Regions from separate parts of the Homo sapiens genome. Here all the other regions are linked to region 1. Evidence: chromatin contacts called from ENCODE Hi-C or POLR2A ChIA-PET data. All regions are on one chromosome and are shown on one strand. The core of a region is the stretch at or near the end of the contact, and the rest is flanking DNA. Distances in the headings are between cores, read along the strand shown. Region 1 holds the start of WDR59 (WD repeat domain 59). Region 2 overlaps CFDP1 (craniofacial development protein 1). Region 3 holds the start of BCAR1 (BCAR1 scaffold protein, Cas family member).

The links. Hi-C counts contacts between places; a loop is a spot of excess contacts on that map. ChIA-PET counts read pairs that join two places held with the same protein, here RNA polymerase II (POLR2A). Pooled maps may share reads with other maps.
Region 2: a loop to region 1 is called in a pooled map, with 2.4 times the contacts of the local background. The contact joins the enhancer-like site here to the promoter of WDR59 in region 1. A Hi-C loop is called at or near these places in 1 of 37 single-sample maps with no recorded cell type and 6 of 50 pooled maps. POLR2A ChIA-PET finds 5 or more read pairs at or near these places in 1 of 52 experiments (naive thymus-derived CD4-positive, alpha-beta T cell).
Region 3: a loop to region 1 is called in a pooled map, with 4 times the contacts of the local background. The contact joins the promoter of BCAR1 here to the promoter of WDR59 in region 1. A Hi-C loop is called at or near these places in 1 of 168 maps with a recorded cell type or tissue (HepG2) and 3 of 50 pooled maps. POLR2A ChIA-PET finds 5 or more read pairs at or near these places in 2 of 52 experiments (HepG2 and activated naive CD4-positive, alpha-beta T cell).

Annotation. Positions count from the first base shown.
Region 1 is chr16:74,983,703-74,986,712 of GRCh38, forward strand. It overlaps WDR59 (WD repeat domain 59), which reads right to left and starts at 1,421. Exons shown (of 26, transcript NM_030581.4): 1 at 1,262-1,421. The coding sequence starts at 1,315. RefSeq lists silencers at 1,167-1,476, 2,512-2,712 and an enhancer at 1,807-1,866.
Region 2 is chr16:75,304,048-75,307,057 of GRCh38, forward strand. It overlaps CFDP1 (craniofacial development protein 1), which reads right to left. Exons shown (of 7, transcript NM_006324.3): 6 at 977-1,135. Among named protein-coding and RNA genes, the nearest start is that of BCAR1, 54 kb to the left of the region's middle. RefSeq lists an enhancer at 1,105-2,304. Within about 2 kb of position 1,429, at least 34 of the 41 ENCODE cell types and tissues checked have a DNase peak (open chromatin) inside an H3K27ac peak, as active enhancers do.
Region 3 is chr16:75,250,179-75,253,188 of GRCh38, forward strand. It overlaps BCAR1 (BCAR1 scaffold protein, Cas family member), which reads right to left and starts at 1,446. Exons shown (of 7, transcript NM_014567.5): 1 at 1,293-1,446. The coding sequence starts at 1,304. RefSeq lists silencers at 1,329-1,488, 1,549-1,658 and enhancers at 1,658-2,198, 2,739-3,010.

The DNA.
Region 1 (3,010 bases), core at 171-2,670:
CAGTGAATCACACCTGTAATCCCAACACTTTGGGACGCTGAGGCAGGGGGTTCGCTTGAGCCCAGGAGTTCCATACCAGCCTGGACAACATAGGGAGACCCCGTCTCTACAAAAAAAAATGAAAAATTTAGTCGGGCGTGTTGGCATGCGCCTGTAGTCTCAGCTACTGGGGAGGCTGAGGTGGGAGGATAGCTTGAGCCCAGGAGGTCGAAGCTGAACTGAGCGGTGATTCACGCCTCTGCACTCAAGCCTGGGTGACAGAGCCAGACCCTGTCTCAAATGAAGTAAAATAGGCCAGGCACGGTGGCCCACGCCTGTAATCCCAGCACTTTGGGAGGCTGAGGTGGGTGGATCACCTGAGGTCAGGAGTTCAAGACCAGCCTGACCAACAAGGTGAAACCCCGTCTCTACTAAAAATACAAAAATTAGCCGGGCGTGGTGGTGCGCACCTGTAATCCCAGCTACTTGGGAGGCTGAGGCAGGAGAATTGCTTGAATCCCGGAGGCGGAGGTTGCAGTGAGCCAAGATGGCACCACTGCACTCCAGCCTGGGCAACAGAGTGACTCTCCATCTCAAAAAAAATAAATTAAATTAAATTAAATAGAAAATTAAAAAATAAAATCTTTAAGCCAATCTTGTAAGTACGACCATCTCCCTTCTACAGGTGAGAAAACTGACGTGTACGGAGTGATGACAGGGTAGGGGCTGCGGGATTCGAACTCGGGCAACACGTGCAGTGTCACTCCTATCCACTACACGGTATTTTCCAGTATGATGGCATTAAGAACCACTTAACCGCGTAGACGCTGCAACAGGCACTTTGCAAACAGTGTTTCATCGAATTCACCCCAACAGGGTTACGTCCACGCAGCTGAGACTTAGAAAAGTCCCGCGACTTGCCTTAAGTCGCCACACGCGGCTAGGGCCTCGGGAAGCCGTCACGCCCTCGCTCCGTACCCTGATTGTGGGAAGCCTCCCCTCAGCACTCACGATGCGCAGTCTCTGCCTCAGTGTCACAAGGCGGACCCCACTCCCCTACCCGCGTAGGGAGCCCCGAAACTCCGTCCATGCTCGCCCCGATTGCCCCCGATGGTCGTCTTCCCTCCCCCGACGGGGCCTAAGAGGTCGGCTAAGCCCCGCCCACCTCCTCAGTACGGGGCCTAGGGTCTCCCCGTAGCCCCCCGGGACGGAAGCAGCCGCGTGGGGGAGGGGAAGCGGGGAGGACGCATGCCCAGAGGGCTCCACTCGGCCTCTAGCTCACCTGGGAGTCACGGAACTCTACAACCACGTTTTCGCTGCTCCATCGCGCCGCCATCTCCCCCGCCCGGCCGCCGCGGCCCCAGGACGGCGCCCTCCCACCCCGCCGTCCCCAGTATCCCGGGACCGTGCGCCCCACACAGCCAGAGAATCAGCCCCGACACGCCCCGTGCCCTGGTTGCTCCTGAGCTCAAGCCATTGGTTGACCCAAGCATAGGCTCCGCCCCTTCTTCCTGGGTCCTCCAATTGCTACACCGCGCCTGCAACAAACAGGCACGCCCTCGCTCACTTCCGTCACTTGGTTTGAGTCACCCACGCTCCTCGCGATTGCGGGCACACCCCCTGCCGCGAGCTCTGCCGGGAGTTGTAGTCCAAGCTCGAGCAAGCGTGGGTGACCTGGGAAGGGCTCGCAGGTTTGGGTTTGGGTGAGGTGAGGTGCCTGTTGTCCTGACTAGCTCCTCGCTGGAGTCCCCAGCATTCGTCCAGACCCAGTCTCAAATCAAAATCAACGTTCGGGGCGGGTGCGGTGACTCACGCCTGTAATCCTAGCGCTTTGGGAGGCCGAAGTCAGGAGTTCGAGACCAGCCTAAACAACATAGTGAAACCCCGTCTCTACTAAAAATACAAAAATTAGCCGGGTGGCGGGCGCCTGTAATCCCAGCTACTTGGGAGGCTGGGGCAGGAGAATCGCTTGAACCCGGGAGGCGGAGATTGCAGTGAGCCGAGATCACGCCATTATACTCCAGCCTGGGTGACAAGAGCGAGACTCCGTCTCGGAAAAAAAAAGAAAAAAGAAAAATCAAAGCTCGTGCAAACCGAAGATACCTCTTCTCCTGATGCCTATCCCATCGAGATATTTAAAAGTCTGAATGTGCAATTTATTGTTTCATACAATACAGCAGCGCCTCCCGTAACAATGAAGGTAGACTTAAATGTGAGAATCCAGCTGTTTTCTTGATCTGTAGTCCAATGCTCTACCTGTGAGCTATACCCCCTCCTGCAATCCAGCTGCTTTCTTTCCTTTTCTTTTTTTTTTTTTTTTTTTTTTTTTGAGACAGAGTCTTGCTCAGTCGCCCAGGCTGGAGTGCAGTGGCGCGATCTCGGCTCACTGCAAGATCCGCCTCCTGGCTTCACGCCATTCTCTTGACTCAGCCTCCGGAGTAGCTGGGACTACAGGCGCCCGCCACTACGCCCGGCTAATTTTTTTGTATTTTTAGTAGAGACGGGGTTTCACCGTTTTAGCCAGGATGGTCTCGATCTTCTGACCTCGTGATCTGCCCGTCTCGGCCTCCCAAAGTGCTGGGATTACAGGCGTGAGCCACCGCGCCCGGCCGCTGTTTTCTGATAAACCAAACATTAAAACAGATTTGCCAGAATTTTTTGTTGTTTTTTTTTTTTTTTGAAAATATTGTTCTTTTTCATTTTAAAATGTATTCATGTGAAGGGCCTTAATGTTTAAATGAAATAATGAATATATTTTTTAAATTCTGTATACTACATATAAAAGTTTTTGGGGGCCGGACGCAGTGGCTCATGCCTGTAATCCCAGCACTTTGGGAGGCTGACGTGGACGGATGGCTTGAGCCCAGAAGGAGGCTGCAGTAAGCTAGGATCACATTACTGTACTCCAGCCTGGGCGACAGAGCAAGACCTTGTCAAAAAAAAAAAAAAAGTTTTTTTGGGATTTTCAGTAATTTTTAACAGCAGTGTAAAGGGATTCCAAGATCAAAAAGTTTGAGAACCACTGTACTAA
Region 2 (3,010 bases), core at 179-2,678, 320 kb after region 1:
TTTTCTTTTCCTTTCTCTCTCTCTCTCTCTTTCTTTCTTGATACACAGTCTTGCTCTGTCACCCAGGCTGGAGTGCAGTGGTTCAGTCTTGGCTCACTGCAACCTCCACCTAGTGGGTTCAAGTGATCCTCCTGCCCCAGCCTCCCAAGTAGCTGGGATTACAAGTGTGCACCACTATGCCTGGCTAATTCTTATATTTTTAGTAGGATGGGGTTTTGCCAGGTTGGCTAGGCTGGTCTCGAAATCCTGACCTCAAGTGATCTGCCCGCCTCGGCCTCCGAAAGTGCCAAGATTACAGGTGTGAACCACCATGCCTGGCCACCATTTCTTTCTTGATTTTTTGTTTAATCACCAGTAAGACAAATATGACAAGGAAAGGACCCTTTTTACAACTGAATACGTAGGTTATGAACATTCTCTTTGTATTCCACAGCGAAGAGAAAGAGGTGCAAGTGATGGCCTGGGGTGCTGTCTGAGGGCCTGGCCTATCACACAGGCTATAGCCAAGGGTAAAGCCCCACCCCAGGCCATAATGACACAGACAAAAAAAAATTCACAATAATGCAACATCTAGGCATTCCATTGGCTCAGTTTTTGACGGATCTGAACTAGTTTGGTTTCTCAGAAGGACAAATGATTCAGATAAGGCCAAGGCTGCTACCACAGGCCAGATCCAACCACTAGGCAACTTACAGTTCACTGGAGCTGTAATTCAGCAAATTCAGCTTGGCAGATGTGACTGGCCCCTGAGAGTACTCCTCACATGCCCCGCCTTCCCTCCACCCGCAGTGGCCTTCCCAGTGACAGGCCCTGCCCCACACTGGAACAGAGACTTACTGACAAACCAAAGTGCTCACATTTTTAGTTCCATCATGAAAAGCTCCTGCTTGCTTACAGTGGGCAGTTTGTCTCCAATAAATCATTTGATTTCAGGGTTCTGAGGATTTTCCAAGGCATAAAACCTACTCCTTCTTACCCCTCTTTCCCTCGATTATGGATGGCCAGTTCTTCACCAATCCCCTCTTCCTCCTTGAAGCTCTCCCAGTCCAGTTTGGACTTCTCAAGGGTGCTCATTTTCTGCTTCTTGGCACCAATTTTCCCCAAAAGGCTGCTCATGCCACTTGATCTTTTTAACCTAAGGAAAGAAAATATGAAAGATGTAGCAGGTAAAAACTCTGATCTCTATATTAACAGTTTTTCTGATGCAAATGGGAATCCCCTAGATTGGGGCCATTTATCTTAGTGGAAGCCATGTTCATATTTGGGGCATTTCCTTCCTGGTGTGGAGAGCACTGTAAGTAAACTGGAATTCTAATGTGCTTTTCCTGCTTAACACCACTGTCTGCTCTCCTGAGCTACGAACAGGAAATCCTGCCTTCTTCAGACCTCTGTGGGCTCTGTGTGGCAGGTCTCTGCTTGCAAGGAGGGGAGGAGCAGCGCTTCAGGCAGGGCTTTGGAGTCACATGCCAAGGTCCAACTTCCAGCTTAACTGTGTGACTCTAGGCCAGTTATTTACTGCATGTTCCTTGGTTTCCTAATCTACAAAGCAAATGCTTACTCACAGGCTGTGGTGTATCTTACACGTAAAGGGCTAAAACAGCACTTGGCACAGCGTCAAGGTGCAATAAGCATGAGCCACTCTGAGTCACTGTCATCGTTTAAGCTTAAAGCCCCAGGGGGTTCTTTTAAGAGAAAGAGAACCAGTTCCCAACACTGATGAGTGAAAAGTCACAGTACTGTAAGAGGGTTCTAAAATCAGTTTCCTTTTAACTCCTGTGAGTTGGGCCCTGTTTTTTCCAGGAGGTGGAGAACATTCCTCACTCCGAAAGCTCACACGGGGAATGTACAGCCTGTGCTCCACTTGCTGGTGATGCTATCATGGACAGTGGGAGAAACCCCAGATGCCCAAATTCAAGTCTTGGCAGGTCAAATGTTTCCAGTCATTGTTAAACATATGAAATAAAATAAGAAAAGCAAAATGCAGTTAAGATGGTATGAGGAAAGGTTTGGTCTCTTTATGAAATGAAACGAAATCATCTACCAGCATGTAGGAACTTGGAAGTTATTTTCCGCCTCACGGGGATATGCAAGAAAGTTAAACATTTAAAAACTATGAGCTAATGTCACATGGTCTACTGATAATAATACCTTTACTTGTCTAGAATGTTTGTTCTCCAAGTGCTTTTGTAGCCATGATCTCATCTAACTCTCACTAAGGCCTGTGACACAGGACCCAGTCTCAGAGTTGGAAGGGATCATCTTTGAAATAACCTAGTATCACCCTAACCCATTCTGAAACCCCACGTCCCTGCCGCAAAGCAGCGTGAACGACTACTCACCCCCTCTGCCTGGTGTGAGCCAACAGGCCAACGTCCACACTGAACACCAGACTGCTGGGACTGAACAATGACCCTGAACATTCTCATTCTATTAACTTTAGTAGAGAGGATGTCAACTTCCCTGTTTGGGTCACACCCCAGTACATGCTGAGCTTAAGATCAACTCAGAATGGGCTGGGCAAGCTTCATCATCCTTGTATTAAGTTGGACAAATAAACAAAGTTCAGAGAGGTTAAATGATAAAACAAGGGTCAAAACAATAGACAATGCAGATCCGGGACAAAGGAAGATCTCTCCCAACTCTCAGGGTGGTGCACTGTGCTATCTCGCCTCCAGATGAGAAGTGACTTGAGAGATTTTCTCATTAGTTACTTTACTTCCCAGTTTGCTTAAGAGAACTCCAAATAGCTCTTTATGAGCTTTCAATTCATATCTTCTAAGCACTGTTTTCCAGACAACTCAACCCCTACAATGTCATATGTGCGCGTGATCACACACACACACACACACACACACGCACACACACACACTTTCTTTTTCACCATTTTACCAGGAACGGAGCATGAGTGGGGATATGGAAACTTACTGTGTCTCAAATCTTTTTCCTTCTCATCTTCCTTACTGCTACTGCCCGAATTCTCATTCTTATATCACCTGGATAATTGAACAGC
Region 3 (3,010 bases), core at 196-2,695, 270 kb after region 1:
GAACCTGGGACTGCCCTGCCCTGCCCTGCCTCCACCCAGCTCCCGGGCAAGCAGTGCCAGGAGGAAGTGTCAGCAGCTCCTCCCCAAAGCTCTTTTCCCCACAGCCCCGCCACCCCCGTACCTGGGCCCCGATTCTCCAGGCACCCCGACACCTGCTCTCACAGGCCGGCCAGCCCCCACCACCCAACTCTCCACCGAGGGAAAGGAATGGGCACAAGAGGGGGCGTGTCCCGGCCCAGGGCGATGGGAAACATCTCACTAGCAAAGAAGAGATCAACCCATGGTCATTCTGAGAAGGTGACCAAAGCTGCGGCGGGCCCCGGGAGGGGTGTGGGAAAGGAAACCAGGGACTCTCAGGAGGGAACGGGAGCCTTGTGGTAGAAAAGGAGCTGCTGTCCCCGATCTGGAACTCGAAACCCCAACATCTTCCAGGCCGTAAGCCCCTCACCCCGCACCCCTAGGCAAATCTCCGCTTTCCCAACTCCCTCACCTCGGTCCAGCGATCAGCCTCTCGGACCCTCGAGAGGGAGCTCCGACCCTGCTCTAGCTCTTGCGGGTCCCCCAACCATGGACTCCAAAGCCTTCATGTCCACACTGCAGAACCCGGCCCTGGCCCCCTCCCGCGACACTCGCGTGCGGCTAGGACTCCTGTGGCCAGGACCCGGCTTCCACCGGCGCTCGGCGTGCGGGGCTGCAAAGCCCGCGGCGCGCCCGCCCCCACTCCCGCTCCGCTCCCGGAACCCCGCGCCGGCGGCCGGAGTGAATCATTAACTGGAGCCGGGTGCTCCGGCTGCGCAGCCTTCCCCGCTGGCGCCACGCACTTGCCCGCCCGGCCTCGGTCCCCCGGAGCTCCTCCCTCTCCGGGAGCCGGTGGGCAGTCCCCACGCCACACCAGCCGGACCACCCGCCAGAGGCTCAACGGCCCCTCCTCGCAGCCGAGGAAACTGAGGCTCGGAGGCAGGGCGCAGAGGCCCAAGGTGACACAGCAGGCGGCCGTCGGCCGGGGAGCGCGGGCCCCGCCAGCCACTTTCCCGACACAGGAACCCTCCTACCGGCTGGCGGCCCCCGCGCCCGGCCCCGCCAACGCACCCGAGGCGCACAGGCTCCGGAGCCCCCGCGGTTCCTGCCTCCCGGCTTCCCGGCCAGGGCAGAAGGAGATCCCAGGGCCGCGGACCCCGGCCGGCGGTTCCCAGGCCCCGCAGGTCCGGCAGGAAATGCCGCTCGCTTAACCCCTTCCAGCCCGCTGCCGCCTCCAAGCCCGTACGCGGCCCGGCCCCACCTGGCGCCCTCACCAGGTGGTTCATGGTGTCCGGCGGGCCTGGGGCCCCGGCTCTCGCGGGGGCGCACACCGAGCTGCCCGGGCCGCGTGCCCTCGGGGCTCCGAGCGCGCCGCAGCCGCCCCGGTGCCGCCGCGCAGCTGCCGCCTCGGCCACCCAGAGCCGGTCCAGCCGCTCTCCGCCTGCCGCCACGGCCCAGCCGGCCCAGCCCGATCCCAGCATGCCCGGCCGCGCGCGCCCATTGGCCGCCGCCGCTCTCCATGCAAATAAGCCGCCTGTCGGGGGCGCGGGCGCGCAGACAGAAGCCCGCCCAGTAGGGGCCGCCCCCCGCCCCGCCCCCCACCTCCAACCCCGAGGCTCCAGGCCCCTGCCCGAGGCCAGGCTTCCAGCCTAGGGCGCAGGACACCGCTCTCCAACAAATGCACGTCCCCGCCTTCCACCCAGGCGAGAACGCACCGAAGGCCTACGCAAACTCCTCCACTTCTGGGAAGGCTGCCCGGTTTGCCTTCTTCCTCCAGAGCCGAGACATGGCCTCAAGTCGACTTGTCTTTCCCGCTAACCAACCCCAGGGCATTCATCGCGTGTCCATGGGCCGTGGGACTCAAATCTGAATCTAGAGGGAAAGGGGAGGGGGCGTGCCCCAGCCTGTAGGAGACGAATCATCACCACCACAGCTCCGACTGTAGACGGTCCCACCGTGTAAGGACCCCAGGAAATGAAGCCTCAAGCAGGGAGGCTGGCGAGCTCTCGACCCAGCGCTTTTCACGGGCAGCACCTACCTTCCCCTGCATTGTGCCGACATCTGGGGACTCGGGCTGGTCCTCCAGCTGATCTGCCTCCTCTCATTACTCATTCCTAGGTTCAGCCTAAAACCTGGGCCTAGTACCCTCCTGAGTCCTGCTCCAACTCATCTGCTTCAGCGACATGGGGTAGGAGAGCGGCACTGGGGGAATGAGGGAGATAGAAGGAAGAATCACTCGGGGGAAACCGAGTGGAGACAACCTTGGCTCTCCTGAGTTGCCCCTTGCTCGGTTGCAGGTCAGTGACTGTCACCCCATGCAGCAGAACCAGGGTGCCAGAGCCCCTGGGCCAGGCCAGGGAGGCACAATCTGCAGGGAGATGATAGGACCGAGCCTGGTCCAGACCAGACAGGACCCTCAGTCAACAATCCTGGGCCACTGGCTGAGCAATGGGATGCCACGAGGCAGCCCTGGTGGCAGGGAAGCAGCGGGGTAGACCCGGCTTCACGCAGCAGAGAATTCTCAAGCATGGCCTATGGAAGACACAAGCCCAGGTGGGCCTGCAGCTGCCCCTCTGTCTGACCCCCAGGGCTCAGCCTACGCAGCGCCTGGCCAGATGTGCCACCTTGGCAGGCCCTCTCCCCTCTCTGGGCTCCTTTCTCATCTGAAAAGGGGCTAGGACAGCCCATGATTTGCTGCTCAGGTGCTCTGGGGAGCTAGTTAAAAAACAGACTCCTGTGTCCCACCCCTCCCAAAAAACTGGACGTCTGCATTTCTTCAATATTTGGCTTGGGAAGCATTGGCCAGAACTCACAGCACAGCGGGTGAGGAAGGAGCAGTGGGATGAGACAGAGCATGACCCAGAGTCCTCAGGAGGAACAGAACAGCTAGCCAACACCCTGTGCCTCCCCGACACAGCCCGCCTCGCCTCAGAAGAGGAGCCAGCCTTCAGGGAAGCTGCCTGGAGCATCTCCTCCTGCTTGTTCCCAAGAG